3 separate regions of the Homo sapiens genome follow, and all the other regions are linked to region 2. Evidence: read pairs that join two places in POLR2A ChIA-PET (ENCODE). Cell type or tissue: CD4-positive, alpha-beta T cell. All regions are shown on one strand.

Region 1 (8,000 bases), 61 kb after region 2:
GGAGCTTGCAGTGAGCCGAGATTGAGCCACTGCACTCCAGTCTGGGCGACAGAGTGAGACTCCGTCTCAAAAAAATAAATAAAAAAAGATAAATAAAAAGACATCCCACAGACACACAGAGAGCTATTCACTGACACATAAGACACATGAACATACACAGTCTTATATATGAACAGACATATTCATATGTTTCCTTACAAAATGAAACAAATCTATACCCACCAATAGCCACATTCTCAAGACACACAGAGCAACACTGACATATTAACACACACACAAACTGACCCACACATTGATTCACGTACATTCCTACCCAGCTTTTGACCCACAGGTGAGGGGGCTCCTATAGGGGCATACTGGACCACTGGGGTGCTGTGGGTGTTTATAAGCAACTGGACTGGTGGGTCTCCCAGAGAACACCCCCCAATCCCAGGCTCCCCGGGCACTCACCTGATTCCCGAGATACCACTTTCCGTGGGACCAGCTTCTTGATCTATGCCGAAAAGAAGTAAAGGTTGAGCATCCTTAATCTAAAAATCAGAAATCCAAAATGCAGGCCAGGCGTGGTGGCTCACACCTATAATCCCAGCACTTTGGGAGTGGATCACTTGAGGACAGAAGTTCGAGACCAGCTTGGCCAACATGGCAAAATCCCGTCTCTACTAAAAATACAAAAATTAGCTGGATGTGGTGGCATGCACGTGTAATCCCAGCTACTCTGGAGGCTGAGGCAGGAGAGTCGCTTGAACCTGAGAGGGGGAGGTTGCAGTGAGTGGCGATCCTGCCGCTGCACTCTAGTCTGTGCAATAGAGCGAGACTCTGTCTTCAAGAAAAAAAAAAAAAAAATCTAAAATGCTCCAAAATCTGAAACTTTCTGAGTACCAACATAACGCCTTAAGTGGAAAATTCCACACCTGACCTAACTCATGTGACAGGTCTCAGTCAAAATTTGTTTCATGCACAAAATTATTAAAACTACTGCACAAAATCACCTTCAGGCTATGGCTTAAGGTGTATATGAAACATAAATGAATTTCGTGTTTAGGTTGGGGTCCCATTCCCAAGCTATCTTTTTTTTTTTTTCTTTTTGAGATAGAGTCTTGCTCTTGTTGCCTAGGCTGGAGTGCAATGGCACAATCTCGGCTCACTGCAACCTCCGCCTCCTGAGTAGCTGGGATTACACATGCATGCCACCACGCCCAGCTAATTTTTGTATTTTTAGTAAAGATGGGGTTTCACCATGTTGGCCAGGCTAGTCTTGAACTCCTGACTTTGTGATCCACCCGCCTCGGCCTCCCAAAAGTGCTGGGATTACAGGCGTGAGCCACCGTACCCGGCAGCTATCTCATGTATATGCAAAAATTCCCAAATCCGAAACACTTCTGGTCCCAAGCCTTTTGGATAAGCGATACTCAACCGGTATTAGAATCCAAAAGGAGCCCCCACATGTCTAGGTCCACCCTCATTTAGTGACCCTCCAGCTAGGTCCGGAGAGTGCCCATGATCCCCACCTTTGTCCAAAATAGCCTGCCCCTGCCACCTGAGTGTCTTGGCTCTGTACTCACTGGGGGTGGTGGGAGTACAAAGTTGTCTGGAAAAACTCCTCTTCGTCCTTGACACTCTCCTTCCCACCAGCCCTTATCCTCTGTGGTCTGGAAAAGAAACACGCCAGTGGGGAGGTGAGCCAGGTCCCCCAAGGTCCTTTCCGGGGTCCCACTCCTTCTTATGGATATAATTTCAACGTTTATTTTAGATTCAGGGGGTACATGTGCAGGTCTACCCTTTCTCAACACCGGCTTCCCTGGGCCCCCCCACCCTGTTCGTCTCACACCTTGCTGAGTACTTTTACCACGTCCCCCCTCCGCAGCGCCAACTCGTCTGGGGCCTCAGGCTGGTAGTCAAACAGGACCCTGTAGACCTCAGGGTGGGAGACTGGGAAGAGGTCAGTCCACTGTCCTCTGAAGCCAAGCCTCCCCCATCCATCAGCAGCCCCCACCTCCATCAGCCTAGCTGGCCCACCAAGTCACAACCTTGGGAGTGGCTGAGGGAGTGGGGGACCCTTTGGATGGGTGCTCACCTGTCTGCAGGTAGTCTGGAGGGCTGTCATAGGCCAGGCTGCTCAGCTAGTGGGGGAAGGGGCAGGGAGGAACTAGATGAGCCTCCAACCACCCCAAGAGGAACTCACCACCTCTGTGCCTACTCTGAGCCAACTTACCTTGGGAGGCCGCTGGGGACCAGGGCTGACTGAAGGCATGTCTGGGTTACCAAGGCCTAGTGGGGGACAGTGAGGTTAGGGAGGGTGCTAATTCACAGGTTAGGTCATGGGAGAGGGTCAGAGGGGTCACAGGGTCAGGATATGTGAATCACAGGCTCATGCCACTGGGAGGGTCATTGGAGATTGCGAGTCACAGGGTCACAGAGTCGAGGTCTCACTTGGGGGCCCACTGTCCAGCAATTCCACAAAGTTGGATGGGAAGGCTCCCAGCTGCCCGTTCTTCTTCCCCAGCCACCAGCCGTCCTCAATCTGGGGAGAGGGGAGGACGCAGAGGCGTCTGGTTCTGCCCCAAGAGTCCCTAGGATAATCTGCCACCCTTGGTTCTGCCCAAGCGCCCCTTCCTCCCTCCTTCCCTCCCGCGCTTCCCCGTATCTGCACCGTCGCCATTCCCACCGTCCACACCCTCACTTCCCACCCCGCTCACTAGGGAGGCGCGTTCCATCATCCTCCCCCAAACGGTCCCATCACCTCACCCCTCACCTCCTTTATCATTTCCACGATCTCCCCAGCTTGCAGCTTCAGCTCGTCCGCCTGCTCTGGGCTGTAGCTGAAGTTCACTTTGCACCATCTTTGGGGCCTCGGGTGTTTGGCAGGATGACCTAGCACCGGACAAGCGCGGCTGAGCTCCAGTCGGACGCCCCAGTCAGAGGAGCTGGGGGAAGCGCAAGGCGCGCACGTAGCCTTTGGTCCCTCCAGCCCCGCCCCAGGGCGGAGCATTGCACTCGAGAACCAATCACAGACCGCAGGGCGGCCCCGAGGTCCCGCCCAGAGCCGCGCCCGTCACTAAGAGCCGGAGACGCCGGGGTCGCACTGGCTCCGTGCACCCGCCCACCGGCGCCCGTCCCCGCCCTTGCGCTCACCTCGGCGGCGCGCACAGCGCGGCCTCCGCGCCTCTCCGGAGCCCCGCAGGGTCTCTGGGATCTCCTGGGAATCAGGGCACGGGGAAGGCGCTCTCAGCTCCCGGGGGGCGCGCGCTGAGACCCCACAGCCCGCCCCTGGCTCGGCCTCACCTGCACCAGGCGCTCGGGGAAGAGGCCATAGCGGCCCCCAAACTCTCCGCGAAGCCAGCCCCGCGCGGGCACCCAGCGCACCTGCCGGACCACGTCCCCGGGCGCCAGACTCAGCTCGTCCTCCTTCTGCGCGCGGTATCCGGCCAGGACGAGGACTTCTGCGGGCGGAAGACGGGGCCGGCGTGCGGCTCAGAAAGGCCCAGCCGGGCAGCCTGGCTAGGGCGGGCGTGTCCCCAAGCACCGTAGAGGGCAGCGGGGGTCGGGGGGTGGTGTGGGCTCTTGCTATGTCCACGGTTGCAGAGAGAGGCCACCTCAAAGCCTCCGCACTTACCCATGGTTTCCGGGGCGCCCTCCAGAGCCTGGCAGCTCCCTCTGACGGCCGAGTACTGGGCCCGCGCAGGGTGCGACCTGAGGCAAGACAGTAGGGTAAAGGAGGCGTAGCCGCCAGCCGATAGGTCGGGCCAGGTGCTGGGAGTGGGTGTGGAGAGGGGGCGGCCCGGCTCAGCAGGTCCGGCCCCCAACCCCGGGGTGAGGAGGACTCCAGGGTCTCTGGCCTGTGCAGCGGTCACAGCTCCGTCACAGGTTCTTCCGCCCACCTAAATTTTAGGCCAGCCGCCTCTCCCTTTCCCTCAGCTTTTGCCCGGAGGCTCCCAGCTACAATTTGCACAGAGCCTTTCCAGGCCCACCCTTCCCCAGCTCACAAGCTTTTGGCTTGAGGGGAAAAGGTGGGGAGAGGCACATACCAGGGTGGGGCCCCCCAGCAAGTAGCAACCGCTCTAAACCGGCCTTGAGTGAATGAAGTGGCTGCCCTTGTACCAGCAATAGCTTTGAGTGGACACTTCCAGTCTGCTTTCCTTCAAGGCGTACTCCTCTCTGGCCCCGTACCCACTCTCTACCCCCATATAGGAAGGACACAGCAAAGACCCCTGCTTTGGGGCCAGAGGTCTAGTTTGGTTTCAGAAAACACCTCCAGGTTTTCCCTGGGAGTTAGGCCGGGAGAATGAATTTTACCAGCTTCCAAGATTTCTGCTCACAGTTGAGTCCCCAGCCGGCAGGAGTCTGAAGGTTAGGGCCCACCCTATGGCCAGTCCATGTGGGATAGGCTCTTTCAGGTAGAAGGCTGAGCCTACTAACCACATCCCTTGATCCCTGCCCCACCACCATGATGAAGGAAGCCAAAGTCCTTGCCTATGACACCAGTGGAAAAAATCTGTTTCTCCTGGGGTGTCCAAGGTACACAATGCTCCTCCCAGGAAGGACTGTGTCTGTCTGGGACTCCAGCAGCCTGCGCAAGGCCCCACAGGCCCTTTGTCTTTCAGGTTTTCTGAAACTGCCGTGGGAAGTTATCTACCACCCTCAACACACACACACACTCAGGATGACAATGAACAGAACCCGTTTACATCTGCCACTTCATTTATTTTATTTGCAGGAGGAGTTGAAACAAATTTTAAGGGAGATTTTCATTTTCCCCCTAAACATGAATCATTCAAGTAAAACCAACTTAACTATAGAAATGTAGCAAAGTAAGGGGAAAGCAGCACAACAACGCAAGAGGCAAAGGCTGGGGGGGAGAGGTGGGTGCAGTCCGCATATAACATATGCATAAATGCCTTATGATTCACCTGCTCAGGACCGCCTCCCCAGAAGGCAAGCACAAGGACCCATTTTAAGAGGATGTTTCCCCCCAAACATCTGAGAATGCTTCAACTTAAACAGCTTAAGGTTAAAAAGACAAAGAAAAAAAAAAAGAAACCCAAAAAAACCCCTGAACCACCCAGCCATAACCACCTTCCTTAATCGATCATAGGAGTTTCTTTTCATTTTATAAAAAGATTAATAAAAAATATTGAAAAAATTTTCTCATATTTGTAAAGATAATAGAATTCATAAGTTTCTTAGAAAACAGACCAGACACTGCCCTCCAGTTTCCACCCCGTTGCTGGGAGGATCAGCAGGACTAGAAAGTTTGGGATACTGGAGCTGCTGGTGGAGAACGGGGAAGTCCAGCCCAGAAGAAATCAGGAAATAGGGCTCAGGGGCACGTGAGGTGTGGTAAGGAGCAACTCCACGTGATACATGGCTGCGCAGAAAAGGGGAACACAAGGTGGTCGGAAAGGCCTTAAACTCCTCCTTGACATACAAAACCGGTTTTTACAAAGATCCAAGCAGTTTGGTCCCAAACTGAGGTGAACACTTCAAAGTTTATTCACATGCTTTTGTTTTCTCTTTCAAGAATCAAAGTTTCCCAAATTAAATGTTTCTAATATTACTACATATGCCTAAAAAAAGAAAAAAAAAAAAAAAAAGGAGGGGGCTTTTAAAATCAGGACAGGGGAAAAGAGATCGAAAATCATCAAATTAGTCATCTTAGCTCCAAATGAAATGAAATTAGAACAAAACTGTTGGTTTCTAATAGGAAACAAAAATCCAAGCATCGCTCTCCCGCCCTACCCCTGCCCCCACCCCACACACCAACAAATGAGAAAAACAGCTAAAGCCCAATGCGTTGTATTCTGCTCAAAAGCTGGGCCTGACCCCTGGGCCCCATGGCCAGCCTCCTCTGTCCAGTGGGAGACAGCGCCAGGGATGCCTCTCGCGGTAGTACAATCTGTGCGGCTGGTGGGGGGTGGGGGTAGGATTTTCAGAATCTTCTTGAGGTTCCTCTGTTAAGCTCCTCACCAGCCATCTTCCCAGCGCCTCTCTCCCCTGGGCAGGAATCCCGTCAAGGGTGGCCCCTACTCGGTTGTGGGCTGTATATTGTCCTTCTCTTCTCGGTTCTCTGTCCCACTCTCGTCGTCTTCAATCTCCCCTTCCTCCCCACTGAACTTGTCATGGGCCCACTTGGGGCTGGTACTTGATTTCCGGAACATGAACCGGCCCCGACCCCGAGGAAAGGCTCCTCGGCCCCGGCCCCGGCTCACCCACTTGTCACTGCCTTCGCCTTCACGGTCATCATGCTGAGGGGAAAGAAAATTGCCATCAGTGCCAGAGTGAACAAGATGTGGCCAGAGCTCTCTTCTCTGCACGCACCCAAATGTGCCTTTCCCAAAAGAACCTGTGCCCTAACCCAGCCTTTTGATCCTTTTCTGCACTTCTCCCTGTCCCCCACTCCAAAAATGCCAGTGGTTCAGATCCATGAGAATATCAGTTGGGTGATTTAGGAATTTTAAGGTAACAGCTTGGGCATTGTAACGATGATTGACAATGATGATGATTCACTGAGCAAGAACCCTTAATAGTTTAAAGAAAATAAAAACGTCACTGAGCACTGAAGTAAGACATTTATGTACTATCTCATTTAATTCTCCTATCTACCCTATCATTATCACCTCCCACTCTGCAAACGTGCTTAAAGCTTAGGAACTTTAAGCAACTCCATATGATTTAGTATATCCTCTCTCAAAGGGTGGGTTTGAGAAAGCCAATCACACCAAAACGTGCAACTCCATGTGAACTGGGTTGTTAGGCAGCTAAGAAAGGAGGCAATGCGGCTGGGTGCAGTGGCTCATGCCTGTAATCCTAGCACTTTGGGAGGCCGAGGCAGGCAGATTGTCTGAGCTCAGAATTTCGAGACCAGCCTGGGCTATACGGTGAAAACCCCGTCTCTACTAAAATACAAAAAAAAAAAAAAAAAAAAAAATTAGCCAGGCATGGGGGTGTGCGCCTGTAGTCCCAGCTACTCAGGAAGCTGACGCAGGAGAACTGCTTGAATCCAGGAGGCAGAGGCTGCAGTGAGCCAAGATCATACCACTGCACTCCAAATGCTCAGAATCCAATGTTGGGGCTGGGGCTTTCCTGATCCTCCACCTCCACACTCTCATTTTGTATCTCCCCTGTTTTATGCAAGGAGGCAGTGTGACGGGGTAGGAAAAACACTTAACCTACATTTCATTTTTTCTTTTTCACTTAGTTCAAGGAAAGGATTAACCTACATTTCAAACAATCCTTGCTCTGACAATCTCATGAGACAGAAGGAGGGATCCAATCAAACAATGAAGGAGAAAGCATTTTGAAAACCAGCAGTCATTACCTTATCAGCCCCATGACTTCAGAGTCTAAACCACCCCCCCACAAAAGCTAGGGTCTTAGGCTGTTGGAGCTCAGCTCAGCAGGTGTCAGCTTCTTCTGACCATGGCTGCTTGTTCACACTAAACGAATCAGGCTGGCAATACTCTCTCAGGTGGCAGATAGGAGCAAGGGAGAGGGCCTTTAATCTTTTCCCTACAGCAGTCCCACTCCAGCACCTAACCCGGGCCCAGCCAACTACAATTCCCTAGAGATAAGTTCAAAGGTCCTCTAGTAGCCTCAAAGCAGCTTCCAGCAGCAGCAACCCTAGAAAAGGGATGGTGGCCACGCATAGCCATCCACACACAACCTGTTTCCTAGCTGTCCAACTGACAATACAGATCCATTCCAGCCATTTTGGCAAGTGATGGAGATTCAGCTGCTCCTTTACCTTAGTTATAACACTCACACCAGCTTGGATCTTAGTCTGCTGTTACAGATCAAGGCCAAGAGAGCTCACTCAAGGCCAGGTACTTCAGCCTATAAAAGTATTAATCTGAGGGAGGCCCAGAGTGCACAGGAATGATCAACAGCCTAGATGAGAGAAGCCCCACTGGCATTTCATTTTGGAGAGACATCCCTTTCCTCAAAGAGATCCTGAGCGGTCTTTCTTGTCATTCTTGCATGAAGGAGTGGCAGAGAGGGAC
Region 2 (8,000 bases):
GTTGCATCGCGCATTCAGATTTCACATCACTCACCTAGAGTGTTGTCATTTCACCCCAGGTGTAGTCAGATAAATGCATGGTTAGGCCAGAAGTTCTCTTTTCAGAGAAGCGCAAGTGGTTGGAATTTTTCTGACCAGCAGAAGGACTTTCACACCACAAACCTGGAGTGGCCTGGAGGACCTGTCACCAGTGTGAAGGGACAGGCCAGGCTGCCACTCACACACTCCCCACATCTTGCCGCAGGAAAGCAGATCGTTTGGCTGGATTTGGGGGATTCTCCCGCACAGGGCCTGGTCCATCCCTTCATCAGTGAGGGCTTCTGCACAGCTGCAGGCATGTTATGAACAGTTTTAATTCTTCAGTAGGGGTTGCTCTCCAGCAGCAAATGCTGTCTAAGCAAAACCCCCGGTAATCAGCCAGCCTAGTCCCCATTCTGCCTCATGCATTTCTGACATGGGACTTTTCCTGGACAGACTATCCAGTGCAGCCCCAGTTACCTACAGCTGTGGCACCCTGTCTCCAGCCATGACTTGGCAGATACTGGCTAGTCTGACCATCTGTACTTTCTTCAGGGTCCCACTCCAGCCACTGGCCCCTCCTTGGACAGAGTTTTCCTGTGAATCACACCTTGTACCTCTTTATTCAACTGCCTCTGTCTCCTGCCCCAGCAGGGACCATGGTGCCTTATAGATGCCCAGCAAACAGCCCCACACTGTGTTCTCTTCCAGCTTTGCGCCAGGCAGTGGGCTGGGTGCAGGGAGGCAGCGGTGGATTGGAGTTGCTCCCTCAAGGGAGCCCACAGCCTGAGATGGGGGAGTCAGACAGATAAACCAATGGTTGCAGCACAGTGGGAGGGGACGGAGGTGTACTCAGGTGCTCTGGGGGTTGGAGGAGGAGCAGCCAGCTTTGGCAGGAGGCCTTCTGTGAAGACTTTCTGCAGCAGGTGACATTTCAGTGAGGACCAAGGGAGAAGGATGTGCCAACCAGGGAGAGTTGGGCGGGGCAGGGGTGTTCATGGCATACTCGGGATTGTGTCATTTGGTGTGGCTGGATTTAGGGTGCATATAAAGGCAGTGAGGCTGGAGAAGTATTCTAGGTCTGCTTAGGCTCACTGAGGAATTGGGGTTCTTCCTGAAGAGCATGGAGCCCTTGGAGGACCTCCACAGCAGGCAGAGAGACGGCAGCCTCCTGGGATCTGATTGCCCAGCCCCACTTACACAGGTGGCTGAGGTGAGCTCTTCCCATGGAGTGCATCCTTCCTGATCAGCCTGAGGAGAGCAGGGCCCCACCATCCTGCACCTGGTGCAGAAAAACCCTGTGAAGCTGCACTACAGAAAGACACCACCAGGTGGCAGGCCTGGAGATTGCATGGAGGCCCCGCCCCCCCAACCAATTCTTTGATAATAGCACAGTGTTGAAGAGAGGGGGCCATAAAAGACTGAATTCCTGTTCATGCCAGGCTGGCTCTGCCCAACATATATGAGACTGCAAGTTCTGCCACTGTGGGCTGTGTACCCACAAGCCACAGGTCCCTCTGAACCTGTGAATCAGGTCTTGGGAGCTATTCGAGCAGGCTGGATTTTCTCCTCTGCCTCGGGGGACCTGAGAGTAAGTTACAGACTTCATGACCCTTCACCCCAAAACACTTGAGTATGTATCACCTAAGAACAAGGGCATTCTCCTGTAGAACCACAATGCAATTTGCAAGTTCAGGAAATTTAACTGATACAATACTATTATCTAATAAACAGTCTATATTCAGATTTTACCAGTTGTCCAATCATGTCTTTTATACCTTTTTTCTCCCAGATCACCCATTGTATTTCTTTGTTGTATGTCTTTAGTCTCCTTTAATCTAGAATCATTCTTCAGCTTTTCTTTAACTGTCTGACATGGATGTTTTTGAAACATACAGGCCTATTGTGAATGTCCTTCAATTTGGGTTTGTTTCATGATTAGATTCAAATTATACATTTTTGGAAAAAAAAATAGCATGAGTAGATTGGGGGTGGTGGCTCACGCCTGTAATCCTAGCACTTTGGGAGGCCAAGGTGGAAGGATCACTTTAGCCCAGGAGTTCGAGACCAGCCTATGCAACATAGCAAGACCTCCTCTCTACAAAACATTTTAAAAATTAGCCAGGTATGGTAATGTGTGCCAGTAGTCTCAGCTACCCAGGAGGCTGAGGTGGGAGAATCACTTGGGCCTGGCAGGTGGAAGCTGCACTCCAGTCTGGGTGACAGAGCAAGACCCTGTCTCGAAAAAAAATATATATATAGCATGAGTAGTACATGTTTATTAAGGGCATCATGTTAGGAGGTGTGTGATGCCAGTTTGTTCTGTTATTGGTGATAGTAACTTTGACCAGTTGGTTAAGATTGCAGCTTGCCTTTTAAAAAATATAGGTATATTTACACACAGTGATTTCACATGTCTTTTAACTGTGCTGTTCAATTGTTTTGACCAGTGCACACACCCAGAAGCTATGTCCTTCGGCAGTAAAAGTTTTACAGCACAATATATGTGCTCTGCTCTCCTCCCGCAATCCTGCTCCAAGAGATCTTAAGCTGGAGGCACCAGGTCTGAATTCCAGACTCCTCCCCACCACCCACACTTCACCTCCAACTGGAGCATGACCACAGACCCATTCAGGGAGGCTGGCGGACTCTTCATCCTGGACAGTCCCTTACTGTATGTCAAGTAGGTAATTGCCAGCATGTGTGCGCTCCTATGTGGCTGCCTGTGGGGATGCTTCTCAGTGTAGAGTGGGGGACCCTCCATGCCTTGGCCAGGCTTCAGCTCCTTTGTAGTTGGGTAGACATGAGGACAGACTGAGCTGGGGAGATCAGTGGTGGCGTTTCATCTGCTCAGTGCCATCTTTGTACCCCTCATCCCTATGGAGATTGGTGTGTCTACCAGGTGGAACCATGGGGTAGAGCTATCCCTGCCAGCTTTCCTGGACCTGGTCACACTATACCACTGGACTCCGGGCATCTTCAGCCTTGGAACCCTTATGTGGCTCTGATGGCTTGGCTTTCACTGCCTTGCTGGGAGATCTGGGCTCACGTTGCCTGGTAGCTTTAGGGTGAGATGACTTTAGCCCCAAATTGACAGAGTAAGATCAGGTACCCCCTACTCAGGCCACGCAGTGGGAGCTGTCCCACAGGTGAGGCCCTCTCACACTGAGGCCCACAGTTGCTCCCCAGGCTTGGCAAAGCAATGGAACCCCCTGCTTTCAGAATCAGGCACAGCTACAGCCTGCGGACGGCGGAGTGCCAGCTGGGCTCTCTTGCTCTTTCCTGGCCTCCTCCCCTCACCCTCATTGTTGCCTCTCTGAGCTTCCTGTTGAGTTCAGGTTCTAAGGGGACTGGTGCTGACTTGTGAGGATAGAATGTAGAAGAGTTGGCCAGGTGTGGTGGCTCATGTCTGTAATCCCAGCACTTTGGGAGGCCAAGGCAGGCGGATTACCTAAGGTCAGGAGTTCAAGACCAGCCTGGCCAACATGGTGAAACCCTGTCTCTACTAAAAATACAAAAAAAAAAAAAAAAAATTAGCTGGGTGTGGTGGTAGATGCCTGTAATCTCAGGTACTTGGGAGGCTGAAGCAGAAGAATCACTTGAGCCCGGGAGGCAGAGGTTGCAGTGAGCAGAGATTGCGCCATTGCACTCCAGCCTGGGCAACAGAGCAAGACTCTGTCTCAAAAAAAAAAAAAAAAGAAGAAGAAGAATGTAGAAGAGTTAACAGATTCAAAGCTCCGGAGACTGCTAAGCAAGGACTGTTGAGTTCCTGGGGCACCGAGTAGTGGACCATGCACCCCAGCCTGAGGACCAGGTGTCTGGGGGGACCTGGGCTCCCAGTCTTCCTGAGACCAGAGTAGCTGGGGCATCATCACAGATCTCACTGTGAAGCCGGGATCCCTCTGAGCAGGCCCTCTAGAGGAGTGTTTGTGGACCACTTGCAGGCGTGTCTCTGGAGGGACGCACAGCCAGATGATTGGAGGATGGGGCAGGGAAAGGGGGGTCTGTCCCTGGGAGCTGTGTCTTTGCTCACCCTACTAGTAAGCCTGCAGCAGCTTCCGGTTTTCTGGGCCTGCCTCTTCATGACGCTTCCTTTGCTTCAGTCAACTCTGGGTAGCATGAAGGGGTGGCAGGAAGGGAGGCAGCCTTGCTCCCTCTTCCCCCACAAGCATCTTTTTCATCTCCCTGCGCGTCTGTTGCCATCCTTCTGTCGGCCTGTGTCTTGGAGCAGTTCCCACGCCATTTGCTTGAGTCGAATCCTGAGATGGGGGAGGGGCGGGTCAGGCTGAGCCCACTGATTGTCTGTGCTGCAGCTGCTCCCTGCAAACTGTTGTCTAGACCATGCCTGTGCGTAGGCGCGTAGGCAGCGTCTACACAGATGTTACGCGCCTCCATGGTGGTCTCCAGGGACCTGGGAAAGAAAGAGGTGGCTTACTGCTCCCGGGAAGACAGAGAACAGGATCAGAAGGGTGGTGATACCAACTTACTATTGGAGGCAGTGGGCAGCGCAGGACAGGCCCAGGGCCGCCGACCCTGGCAATGACTGTCACCAGCTGGAGGGAAGGTATCCGTTCACTCATGGAGTATCTGCTGGGCCTGGCAGTGGGCTGCAGTGGTTTTATATATATGTTTATACATTTGTTTTTCCTTGTGAAATTTTTAGTTGTGGTGGAATTTTTCTGGTGGAGGGGGGCAGACATTAAGCATATAAACACAAATAAATACATAGTTACAAAATCTGGAAAGTACTATGGAGGAAAATTACAGACCACCATGAGTGAGACTAACTGGGACCCACTGGTCATGAGGTTATCAAGGAAGACTTCTCTGAGGAAGTGATACTTAGATTGAGAAGGATGCGTAGGAGTTAGGCAAGCAAAGAGCAGGAACACAGTGCCAGACACATTACTGCCCAGCTTTTAAAGATATTTCTAGAAGCAGTTTTACCCTTCTCTGCTTTTATGTGAATGACACTGAATCTGCTTCCAGCATGAGCCTCTTTGGCAGAAGGCCCAGCCAAGCCTAACTGTGGCTTCTGCTCCATCTGGGGACTGTTGGGGCTCAGTGAGTTACACAATCCTAGTTATTCTCAAAATTAAGTCATGGCTGTGCTCCCCAGTGGCACAGCTCTGAAAACAAATTGGGAGCCTGGTAGATTAGACCTGCAGTGCAATGGATCATCCCTCTTACTTTCTGGTGCACCACATATAGTCAGTCTCCTAGGGTTTAGAATAAGGGCCAAAACAGGCCGGGCGCGGTGCTCATGCCTGTAATCCCAACACTTTGGGAGGCCGAGGCGGGCGTATCGCCTGAGGTCGGGAGTTCGAGACCAGCCTGACCAACATGGAAGAACCCCATCTCTACTAAAAATACAAAATTAGGTGGGTGTGGTGGCACATGCCTGTAATCCCAGCTACTTGGGAGGCTGAGCAGGAGAATCACTTGAACCTGGGAGGCGGAGGTTGCGGTGAGCCAAGATCATGCCATTGCACTCCAGCCTGGGCAACAAGAGCGAGACTCCGTCTCAAAAAAAAAAAAAAAAAAAAGAATAAGGACCAAAACAATAGCATGTGAGGATTTCACCTTACTGGTGAAGACACACCTGTCCTCAGAGTAGGAGACGGCTTCCAGGAGTATCAGCAAAAACAAACTAAAGGAAAAGACAGAAATATTTAACTACATAAAAAGTCAACCTTATTTTTAATTTTAATTTAAAAAATGTAAATGTTATATTAATTTTATTGAGATGGGTCTCGCAACGTTGCCCAGGCTGGTCTCGAACTCCTGGGCTCAAGCAATCCTCCCGCCTCAGCCTCCCAAAGTGCTGGGATTACAGGCATGAGCCACCGCACCCAGCCCTTAACCATTTCTTTTTATTTTTTTAATTAAAAAAAAAAGATGAAAAAGCTATATGTCAGTTACATCCTTACATAGAAAGAGTTTCTAAAAATCAGTAACACTAATACATAGCAGTAAAAAATAGAAAAAGAATATAAAGGAAATTCATAAAAGAAATAATAGACACAGCCAGTAAGCATATGAAACAAATTCAACCTCAGAAATAATGAAAGAATTACGGATTTTAAAATGCTATGCTTTTTGTTGGCCACCCAATTAGCCATTTATAAGAGTAAGGAAATAACTCAGTCCTGGTGTAAGTTCTGGAACTCACTGGACTGTAAATTGGCACAGCCATCCTGGAAGCAGCCTGGCAGCATCTGTCAAATACCTTAAAAACATGTCCCCCTTGTATTAGCCTAATGGGGATTTTTTTTAAATGTGCCCCACTTGACTCTGCAATTCTGCTTCTTGGAATTTATCCAGAGGGAGACAGATAAGTATGACAAGATGTATATTTTTGTTGTTGTTGTTGTTTTTTCTTTTGAGACGGAGTCTTGCTCTGTCACCCAGGCTGGAGTACAGTGGTGCGATCTCAGCTCACTGCAAGCTCCGCCTCCTGGGTTCACACTATTCTCCTGCCTCAGCCTCCCGAGTAGCTGGGACTACAGGTGCCCACCACCACACCCGGCTAATTTTTTGTATTTTTAGTAGAGACAGGGTTTCACCGTGTTAACCAGGATGGTCTCGATCTCCTGACCTCGTGATCTTCCCTCCTTGGCCTCCCAAAGTGCTGGGATTACAGGTGTGAGCCACCGCGCTTGGCTGACAAGATGTATACTTGTATGTGCGTGACTATTAATTCTTTTTTTTTTTTTTTTTGAGACAGAGTCTCACTCTGTCACCCAGGCTGGAGTGCAGTGGTGTGATCTGGGCTCACTGCAAGCTCCGCCTCCCAGGTTCACACTATTCTCCTGCCTCAGCCTTCCAAGTAGCTGGGACTACAGGGGCCCGCCACCATGCTCAGCTAATTTTTTTTTTTTTTTGTATTTTTAGTAGAGACGGGGTTTCACAGTGTTAGCCAGGATGGTCTCGCTCTCCTGACCTGGTGATCCGCCCGCTTCGGCCTCCCAAAGTGCTGGTATTACAGGCGTGAGCCACTGCGCCCGGCTAATTCTTTTTAAATGGAAAGAACCTAGATGTCCATAAATAGGGAATGGTCAGAGAAATCACTGTATATTTGTACCAAGGAGCCTGTGTAGCTATCTCAAGTGATGTTGCAAAAGAATATTGTGATGCAGGGATGTTAATGGGTTTTTGTTTTGTTTTTTACAGCTTTATTGAGATGTATTTCACATACTATACAATTTATCCTTAATGGTTTTTGTTTGTTTTAAGATGGAGTCTTGCTGTGTCCCCTAGGCTGGAGTACAATGGCGCCATCTCAGCTCATGCAACCTCCGCCTCCCCAGTTCAAGCGATTTTCCTGCCTCAGCCTCCCGAGACAGGCGCCCACCATCATGCCCAGCTAATTTTTTTTTTGAGACAGAGTCTTACTCTGTTGCCCAGGCTGAAGTGCAGTGGCGTGATCTCAGCTCACTGTAGACTCCGTGTCCTGGGTTCAAGCGATTCTCGTGCCTCAGCCACCAAGTAGGTGGGATTACAGGTGTGCACCACCAGGACCAGCTAATTTCTGTATTTTTAGTAGAGACGGGGTTTCACCATGTTGGCCAGGCTGGCCTTGAACTCCTGACTTCAGGTGATCCACCCACCTCGGCCTCCCTAAGTGTTGGGATTAAAAGCATGGAGTCAATGCGCCAGACCTCCCTTAATGTATTTTAGGTGGGAAAAAAGGAAACATAAAATAGCATTACAGTGTGGTCCACATGTTTGTAATAATAAAACTTTATATAAGCATACACACAGTCACACACAGGAAAAACATGCTTGAATGTTAACAGCAGTTATATCTGGGAGGTAAGGTCATGGGTACCTTATTTTCTTATTTTTGCACATGCGTATTTTCTAATGTTTCTGCAGAGAACATCAGTTACTTTTATATGAAGAAAAATACAGGAACAGGCTGGAGTTCTGTGTTTTTGAGTCCATTATGGAAGGGTAAAGGCTACACTCCTAAGGTGGGT
Region 3 (8,000 bases), 55 kb before region 2:
TCACCATGTTGGCCAGGCTGGTCTTGAACTCCTGACCTCATGATCCTCCCGCCTCAGCCTCCCAAAGTGCTGGGATTACTGGCGTGAGCCACTGTACCCAGCCGGCTTTACTTTTTATACACTGTCTGATTTAGTTGTCACAGTAACCCACCGAGTTATCTATTATTATTACTATTATTACCCCCAGGTTACCAAAGGGAAAACTGATGCACAGAAAGGTTGTGTAATTTCCCAAAAACCCAGAAGTGGCCCGTCCAGTATTTAAGCCTTCAGAGTCTAACATCAGTATGCCAAGCTGCCAGCTCACACATTCTTATCGCTTTGCATTTTCACTGCCTTGCACACAACAAATGCTTATTCTTTCCATTTTTTTTTTTTTTTTTGAGACAGAGTCTTGCTCTGTTGCCCAGGCTGGAGTGCAGTGGCATGATCTCGGCTCACTGCAACCTCCACCTCTGGGGTTCAAGCGATTCTCGTGCCTTGTCCTTGTGAGTAGCTGGGATTACAGGCATGAGCCACCACACCCTGGTAATTTTTTTATTTTTATTAAACACAGGGTTTCACCATGTTGGCCAGGCTGGTCTCGAACTCCTGACCTCAGGTGATCCACCCGCCTCAGCCTCCTAAAGTGCTAGGATTACAGGCGTAAGCCACCACACCCAGCCTAAGATACTTATTCTTGATTATATTACTAATATAACCTTATAGAATATTAGAGTTGAAAAGATCTTCAAGCTCATCTCTTATTTTACAGATAAGGAAGCCAAGACCCAGTAAAACTGATTAACTGCTACTATCTTTATGAGATTTAATCTGTGAGTGACCGAAACCTCTATACAGAGTACACGAACCCAGGAGAAGGAATAAGTGTAATGTGTTTTCAGTCACCTAAAAGATCCTCAAACTTAAATGTCAGCTGGATCCCCCTGCCCCAGCCCCATCCTTCTTTCTAGTCCAGCATGTGGATAAGGTTCGGGCTCCAAAGTCAGAATCACAGGAGTTTGAATCCTCAGCTCTGCCCCTTACCAGCTGGCTGACCTTGAGGAGGCATCTTAACCTCTGAGCTGCCTCATGTAGAAAGTGGCCATATGAGGTTCTTACAGCTCAAGGCCTGCAGCTGCATGGAAAGTAGGCAGGGAACCAAGGCATACGGGTGGAATTTGGAGTCACCTTTGGTTTTGAATCCTGGCCCTGCCTCTTAGCTCTCTTTGGGCAAGTCACTTCACTCTCTACTTTAGCTTTCTCGTCTTTAAAATGGGGGTAATAGGACTCACCTGGAAGGTTTGCTGCGCTGCTCAAAAGTAGTTCTGTTTGTAGCCGAGCACGGTGGCTCACGCCTGTAATCCCAGCACTTTGGGAGGCCGAGGCAGGCAGATCACTTGGGCTTAGGATTTTGAGCCTGGCCAACATGGCGAAAACCCATCTCTACAAAAAAATATAAAAATTAGCTGGGCACAGTGGCTCACACCTGTGGTCCCAGCTACTTGGGGGCTATGACGGGAGAATCGCGTGAGCTGGCGGGGCTGAGGTGGCAGTGAGGCAAGATCGTGCCACTGCACTCCAGCCTGGGTGACAAAGTGAGTCCCTATCTCAAAAAAAAAAATAGTTCTGTTTGTTAAAATACAGTTAACTCTGCAAGTGTAATTTTTTCTCCCTTCTTTTTTTTATTTTTTTATTTTTTTGAGATGAAGTCTTACTCTGTCGCCCAGGCTGGAGTGCAATGGCACGATCTTGGCTCACTGCAACCTCTGCCTTCCAGGTTCAAGCAATTCTCCTGCCTCAGCCTCCTGAGTAGCTGAGACTGCAGGTGCCCACCACCACGCCCGGCTAATTTTTTGTATTTTTAGTAGAGACAGGGTTTCACCGTGTTAGCCAGGATAGTCTCTATCTCCTGACCTCATGATCCGCCTGCCTCAGCCTCTCAAAGTGCTGGGATTACAGGCATGATCCACTGCGCCCAGCCTCTCCCTTCTTATTGTTATAAACTCATAGGTCATGTTCCCAAACCATTACGCACTTTCCACCCTCAGAATATTGATGTCTATGAAAATATACCAAGAAAAATGACAATAAATGTATTTTTTTCCAGGTATCCATGTTTCTAAAGGACAAAGTTCAGAATAATAACGGTCGCTTTGTGTTGCCGGTGTCCGGGCCTGTTCCTTGGGGAACTGAAGTTCCAGGACTCATCAGGTGAATTCCCAACAATGATCAGAGCTATGTTTGGGGTGCTAGGAAATCAGCACATGGGCCGCACACGGAATGCCGCACTGCCAAGCCACTCACAGTCTGCCCAGCCCTTCTCTTTCTTCAGTAAAACAGCTATTGAAAAAGTCAGGTTCTAATCCCCACCTTGTCACTTAGTAGAGGGACTTGAGGCAAGTTACCCAGTTCCCCAGGACTAATTTCCTCATCTGTTAAATGGTTACTGTGTGGATGAATAAGATAATAGTGCTCTAACGTGCTTACAAAGCAATTGGCACATACATATGCTCAATAAATATTATTATTGTATTATTATTATTATTATTACAACCAGCACCTTTATCTTGAAGGAGAGCATGTATTCCTTTTTTGTTCTGTAGTACAAAGAATAAAGAAGCCTCCAGGACTACCTAAGCTTGGAGAACATTCCATCATGTCATACTTTGTATTGTAGAATGTTCAACAACAAAGGTGAAGAAGTGAAGAGGATAGAATTCAAGCATGGTGGAAACTATGTCCCTGCACCCAAAGAAGGTTCTTTTGAACTTTATGGAGACCGAGTCCTGAAACTGGGAACTAACATGTAAGCAAATTCTTCTCTGAGTGAATTCAAGTCCAAGGGAGGTCACTTCATTTAAAAAAAAAAAAAGAGAAACAGCCAGACTTCTGCTATGAAAATCCCTGCCGACAATAGGAGTAATTTCCCCTTAGGTACACTGCATACAGAGGCCTGACATTTCAAAGGGCACCCAGGAACGCCAAACATAAGGCAACTCAACAGAATGAAAAGATACATGATGTTCAATAGCCATGCAAGAGAACTAGCCAAAATCTGTGTTGCAGTGGAAATCCAGAAAGACTTATCCGTTCTGTAAAGCTGCATATATTTTCAGTGATGCGTGTTACTCTTCACAAGAGGAGGCATTGCCACCCAGCCTCCCCAGGTGTTTTTCTTTAGGAAGAAGTGAAATGTGAATGGTTAACACACACTCAGTTGCATTCTGTACCCACAGCACCTTTCTGGATGCTATTTAATGTCTCAGAATAAAAGCTACAAACTATGCTTACGAGTTAGAGAGAAGTCCGTGGAAAGGGGCTGGATAATGTCACCATTTTCTGTTGACACACCAGGTACAGCGTGAATCAGCCTGTGGAAACTCATGTGTCTGGATCATCAAAGAACTTAGCCTCATGGACCCAGGTGAGCTTCTGCCTTCCTTGCCTACCCTCACAGCTTCTCTCTAGATACGGAAGTCTACATAAAGAGAGGTGAGAACGCTTTAGATTTCGGATCTAGCCAACATTTCCCCTGTTGTGTGCAATCTTCTCCATTCCACCTTACGAGTACACAGGTTTTAATTGTAGCTTTTCATGGAGACTTCCAGTGATCTCACTAATTAGGTAATTTTAGGCTTGGCTCGGCCACCATAATTAAGAGGAACCACACACCAGGACATATGCAGTAGCGTAGTACCAGTGCCATTAGGTCCGTGATTGCTGACATCAGCACTCGTGTGTATTCTGATCATTAAAACATTTCTTTTTAATGTTTCCCTCTATAGCACCGTGGTAGCTAAGTCAGAGTGGGGGGTTTTAGTTTCTCTGAATTCCATCCTTAGAAGTTTTCGCTGAACTAGCTCCCAGCTAGCTGTAGGAGAGATCACAGAATATTAAATTATTCAGCAAACATTTATTAAACTGCTTCTATGGGCTGGGGACCCAGGGACACGAAGCTGACGTAGATGTGGTCCCATCTTGAAGGGGCCTGTGGTACCCTGGGAAAGACGGTGAAAGAAACAACTCAAATGAGGTGGAGGAAGGGCTGGCTGGGGATCCTGCACAAAGTGCTGTGCCAGAGGAATTCATGTCTGTCCAGTGGACAGGGATCACAGGGATCAAGAAGGCATTTCAGAGGCGGGGATATTGAAGTGGGGCTCTAGAGTAGGTAAACTATGAAACAGCAGAGAGGGAGAAATGGGCACACGGACCAAGGTGACAGAGGGGCAAGAGTGTTCCCGGGAGGAGGATGGCGGTGTCTCCCACGAGGCTTACGTAACGGATCACAGTATCATGGAGGCTTGCTGGCAGAGACTCGCCTGGACAGGACCCTGGGGCCTGACCAGGAAGGGTGGTAAACAATTTGGGCTTTGTTCTTTCGACAGGAGGCAGAGGGCTTTGTTTCAAGCCAGGGAGAAATGAGACAAAAACTGCATTTAGGTAACTGGTGGTGGAGTGAGGGGAGAGGCAGAACAGGGGAGGCCAGGCTACAAGGAAGAGGGGTACAGGATGAGGCAGGATGAGGACTGTGAGAGGAGGGAATGGACTCGAGGGTGTGTTCCCGGCCGTCACCACCTGAGGGCAGTGTGGCAGCGCCTCTGGAAGGAGACTGGACTGAGGCGACTTGTAAATGCTGAGGGAAACCGATTGACAGGAAAGGAAGCCATACACTTCTTCAAGGAGGAAGGTAGTGAGAGGAGAAACGTGGATCCCTGGGGCTTCCACTCTTGCGGAAAGTATGAAAATCTCTGGTTTGCAAAGTTGCTACATTCCCTCTGCTACTGACGTGATTGTTTTTCTTTTGGTTAAGGCTGCTTTCTACACTTTATTTGGACCCAGAAATAATTTAAATAGCAATTGTTCTACCTTATTTTATAATACCTACCTGTGTCTCTGAGGTTTTAGCAGGAAATGTGATTGCCTTCATGTGGCTAAAAATCATGCAACTGTTTCTGCAGGAAAGCATTGCTCCAAACCCTCTTGCTAAAGAAGAGCTGAATTTCTTGGCCAGGCTGATGGGAGGGATGGAGATTAAGAAACCCAGTGGCCCTGAGCCCGGATTCCGGTTGAATCTCTTTACCACCGATGAAGAAGAGGAGTATGTTTTAAACCTGTTTCGTTAAAGACATATAAAAATCCCAAGCATGACAAGAACACAAAATGACTATTACAAACCAGTGGCACTTATAAATATTTGTGTAAATATCACAAATAAAATACCAACAAATTTAATAATCTAAATAGCCCACCAGGATGAAATGGCCTGAATCTTCCAGAGTCATTCAAAAAAAGAGATGGGGCCGGGTGCAGTGGCTCACGCCCGTAGTCCCAGCACTTTGGGAGGCCAAGGCAGGCGGATCACAAGGTCAGGAGGTCGAGGCCATCCTGGCTAACATGGTGAAACCCCGTCTCTACAAAAAAAAAAAAAAAATTAGCTGGGTGTGGTGGCACGCACCTGTAGTCCCAGCTACTCGGGAGGCTGAGGCAGGAAAATCACTTGAACCCGGGAGGCAGAGGTTGCAGTGAGCCAAGACTGCACCATTGCACTCCAGTCTGGGAGACACAGCAAGACTCTGTCTCAAAAAAAAAAAAAAAAGAGACGGTGTGATGGTGCGCACCTGTAGTCCCAGCTACCCACGAGGTTGAGGCAGAAGGATCGTCTGAGCCCAGGAATTTAAGGTTAAGCAAGCTGTGATCATGCCACTGCATTCCAGCCTAGGAGAGAGAGCAACACCCTGTCTCTAAAAAATGATAATAAACAAAACAAAAAAAGAGTTATAATGTTTTACTTATCAGAGAACAGCTGAATAAGCAGTGTTAGAAGCCAGGATGACCAGATTAAGACAGTGTGTTAAGAAACCAGAGTGAGGTTGGAGCTTGATTTCCCTGTATTAGACAGTATAACCCAAAACCAACAGCAATAGTAAATCACCCACGGTGATTTATAGTGCTTTACAGTTTACAGAGCACTTTTGCATGCATTATCTCATGTGATCCTCCTCAAAACCAAGTATTTGGCGTGAGTGTCACCTTTCATTGAACTATTAATAACTTCTTTTGTTTAATTCTGTGTGACAGGTACTATGTAAAGTCCTGGGAATGCAAAGATGTAAGACCTAGAGCCTGTCCTCAGGAAGCTCTCAGCTTAGTGGGAGAGTGAACGTGTACAGATATAAGTTATTTCAGTGCTGTGTCATGAATGCGCTAATTGAGGACAGTGACTGACTTTGCACTGGCAGATTGAAGGAGCTGGCATTTGATCTAGGTCTTGGAGTTTGCCAAGCAGAGGAAGGGAAGAAACATTCTTGGCAGGGCTTATAATGTGCAAAGTCACAGAGAGATAAAAGAACTTGACTTTCTAGGTCGTAGGGTACATTGGTGGGAGATGGGGTAGAAAGTTTAAGAGAAATGGCAGATGAGGCAGAAAAAATAGGTTGCCAACTGATCAAGAGCCAGTTTGCCATGCTGGCAGGGAAAGAACCCTAATGTTGCACCCATTTTCTTTACCATCTCATCCAGACAAGCAGCGCTAACCAGGCCAGAAGAGTTATCCTATGAAGTTATCAACATACAAGCCACCCAGGTACGTACAGGGGATAACACAGGGTCCAATCGTATTCGCTTCCTCATCTTTTTTTTTTTTTCTTGAGACAGGGTCTCGCTCTGTCACCCAGGTGAAGTGCAGTGGCTTGATCTCAGCTTACCGCAACTTCCACCTCCCAGGTTTAAGCAATTCTCATGCCTCAGCCTGCCGAGTAGTTGGGATTACAGGTGCCCGCCAATATGCCCAGCTAATTTTTTTTTTTTTTTTGTATTTTTAGTAGAGGTGGGATTTCACCAAGTTGGCCAGGCTGGTCTTAAACTCCTGACCTCAAGTGATCCACCCGCCTTGGCCTCCCAAAGTGCTGGGATTACAAAGGTGAGCCACCGTACCCAGCCTCCCTTCCTCCTTTCCTCATCTTATATAACGTTGAACTTCAGAGACCCTCTTTTTCAAGCAGGATTCAGACTACAATATAGCTGTTAAGTGCTGTATTGTCATTCCCCCTGCTCAAATTAAAGTTGTTTCTTAACTATACCCATCTGCTATTCTGTAGCAGCCAGGGATGCTTGGTCACATACATGTTGATTAAGAAAAAAAATATATAGACCCTCTTCTTCTCTCTGATCAGCCTGTAACTACAATCCCTTTTCTGACAAACAGGTGCGCAACTGAAACATATCAGTCATGGGACAAAAAACTAAGTGCCTAGTGCACAAAGAGGCGGCCTGCCAGCACAGCCTCTTCATGCCCTTTTACCTCTCATTTCCCTCATAGGACCAGCAACGGAGCGAGGAGCTGGCTCGAATCATGGGGGAGTTTGAGATCACGGAGCAGCCAAGGCTGAGCACCAGCAAAGGGGACGATTTGCTCGCCATGATGGATGAGTTATAGCTGTTCTGACCAGGCGTCCTCTGCCCCCAGGGAGAGGCTGCTGGATGGTGACCCCTGGGGAATGCCCCATGGCCCAGAATGATGCTGCTAGTTTTCTACTGAGTGAAGCCATTACGTCTATTTCTTATTTATGTTGTAAGGAACTGTGTGAGTCTCCCTTGAGGAGCACTCACTCTTGAAGGCACACACATACACATATTTTCAGTGAAATATATTCTGACTTTTAAACTTGACCTTTCCCATTTTATTCTTAATTCTGTGGCAGCCACCAAAAGCCTCCTGAGCCATAGGTTTGAGCCCCAGAGTGGGTAAGGGGTCACCCCTACTGTCATTTTCAGGATTACTATTTCAGCTTTCCTGTGGGGATCTACAAAGGCCTGTAAACATTAACAAAATCCTTGGCTTTCTGGGATACATTCTGCCTGTAGGCAAGCTTGAAATCAATGACTGTTCGAGGCAGTTGCCATAAACAGTGAGGGCTCAGTGTAAAAGACCCTCTTCTCCATGGCTCACTAGGAACTGTAACCTCAGAGGAAGAGTAAGCAAGGCCGTGACAGGGAACACTCAGCTGGCCCCAGGCAGG

Evidence for each region. ChIA-PET counts read pairs that join two places held together with the same protein. Peaks named below come from ENCODE experiments on the same cell type or tissue, not always from the same donor. Only the 100,000 strongest peaks of a DNase experiment are listed, where the experiment ranks them.
Region 1: POLR2A ChIA-PET joins it to region 2 with 17 read pairs; 15 of 35 experiments call an interaction of 5 or more read pairs at or near these places.
Region 3: POLR2A ChIA-PET joins it to region 2 with 11 read pairs; 14 of 35 experiments call an interaction of 5 or more read pairs at or near these places.

What each region holds. Positions count from the first base shown.
Region 1 is chr1:36,302,041-36,310,040 of GRCh38, reverse strand. THRAP3 (thyroid hormone receptor associated protein 3) reads right to left here. Exons shown (of 12, transcript NM_005119.4): 12 at 4,684-6,245. The coding sequence ends at 6,024. SH3D21 (SH3 domain containing 21) reads right to left here and starts at 3,673. Exons shown (of 16, transcript NM_001162530.2): 1 at 3,617-3,673; 2 at 3,286-3,443; 3 at 3,136-3,199; 4 at 2,756-2,874; 5 at 2,434-2,524; 6 at 2,216-2,271; 7 at 2,078-2,123; 8 at 1,832-1,932; 9 at 1,566-1,652; 10 at 451-493. The coding sequence starts at 3,620. RefSeq lists enhancers at 2,773-2,822, 2,625-3,425 and silencers at 2,923-3,362, 3,583-3,632. In CD4-positive, alpha-beta T cell, a CTCF peak has its summit at 3,588; DNase peaks (open chromatin) are centred at 2,350, 3,010, 3,670 and 5,350; H3K4me3 peaks cover 1,742 bases; H3K27ac peaks cover 932 bases.
Region 2 is chr1:36,362,553-36,370,552 of GRCh38, reverse strand. All of the region lies in intron 1 of STK40 (serine/threonine kinase 40), which reads left to right. Among named protein-coding and RNA genes, the nearest start is that of STK40, 19 kb to the left of the region's middle. RefSeq lists enhancers at 123-790, 791-1,459. In CD4-positive, alpha-beta T cell, CTCF peaks have their summits at 1,179 and 1,381 (motif pointing right); DNase peaks (open chromatin) are centred at 1,372, 3,302 and 4,062; H3K4me3 peaks cover 285 bases; H3K27ac peaks cover 3,357 bases.
Region 3 is chr1:36,417,556-36,425,555 of GRCh38, reverse strand. OSCP1 (organic solute carrier partner 1) reads left to right here. Exons shown (of 10, transcript NM_145047.5): 5 at 2,090-2,193; 6 at 2,660-2,788; 7 at 3,337-3,406; 8 at 4,941-5,080; 9 at 6,502-6,565; 10 at 7,301-7,650. The coding sequence ends at 7,417. It overlaps SNORA63C (small nucleolar RNA, H/ACA box 63C), which reads left to right and starts at 6,978; the gene lies at 6,978-7,108. RefSeq lists an enhancer at 3,819-4,318. In CD4-positive, alpha-beta T cell, CTCF peaks have their summits at 4,356 and 4,564 (motif pointing right); a DNase peak (open chromatin) is centred at 4,575; H3K4me3 peaks cover 543 bases; H3K27ac peaks cover 1,019 bases.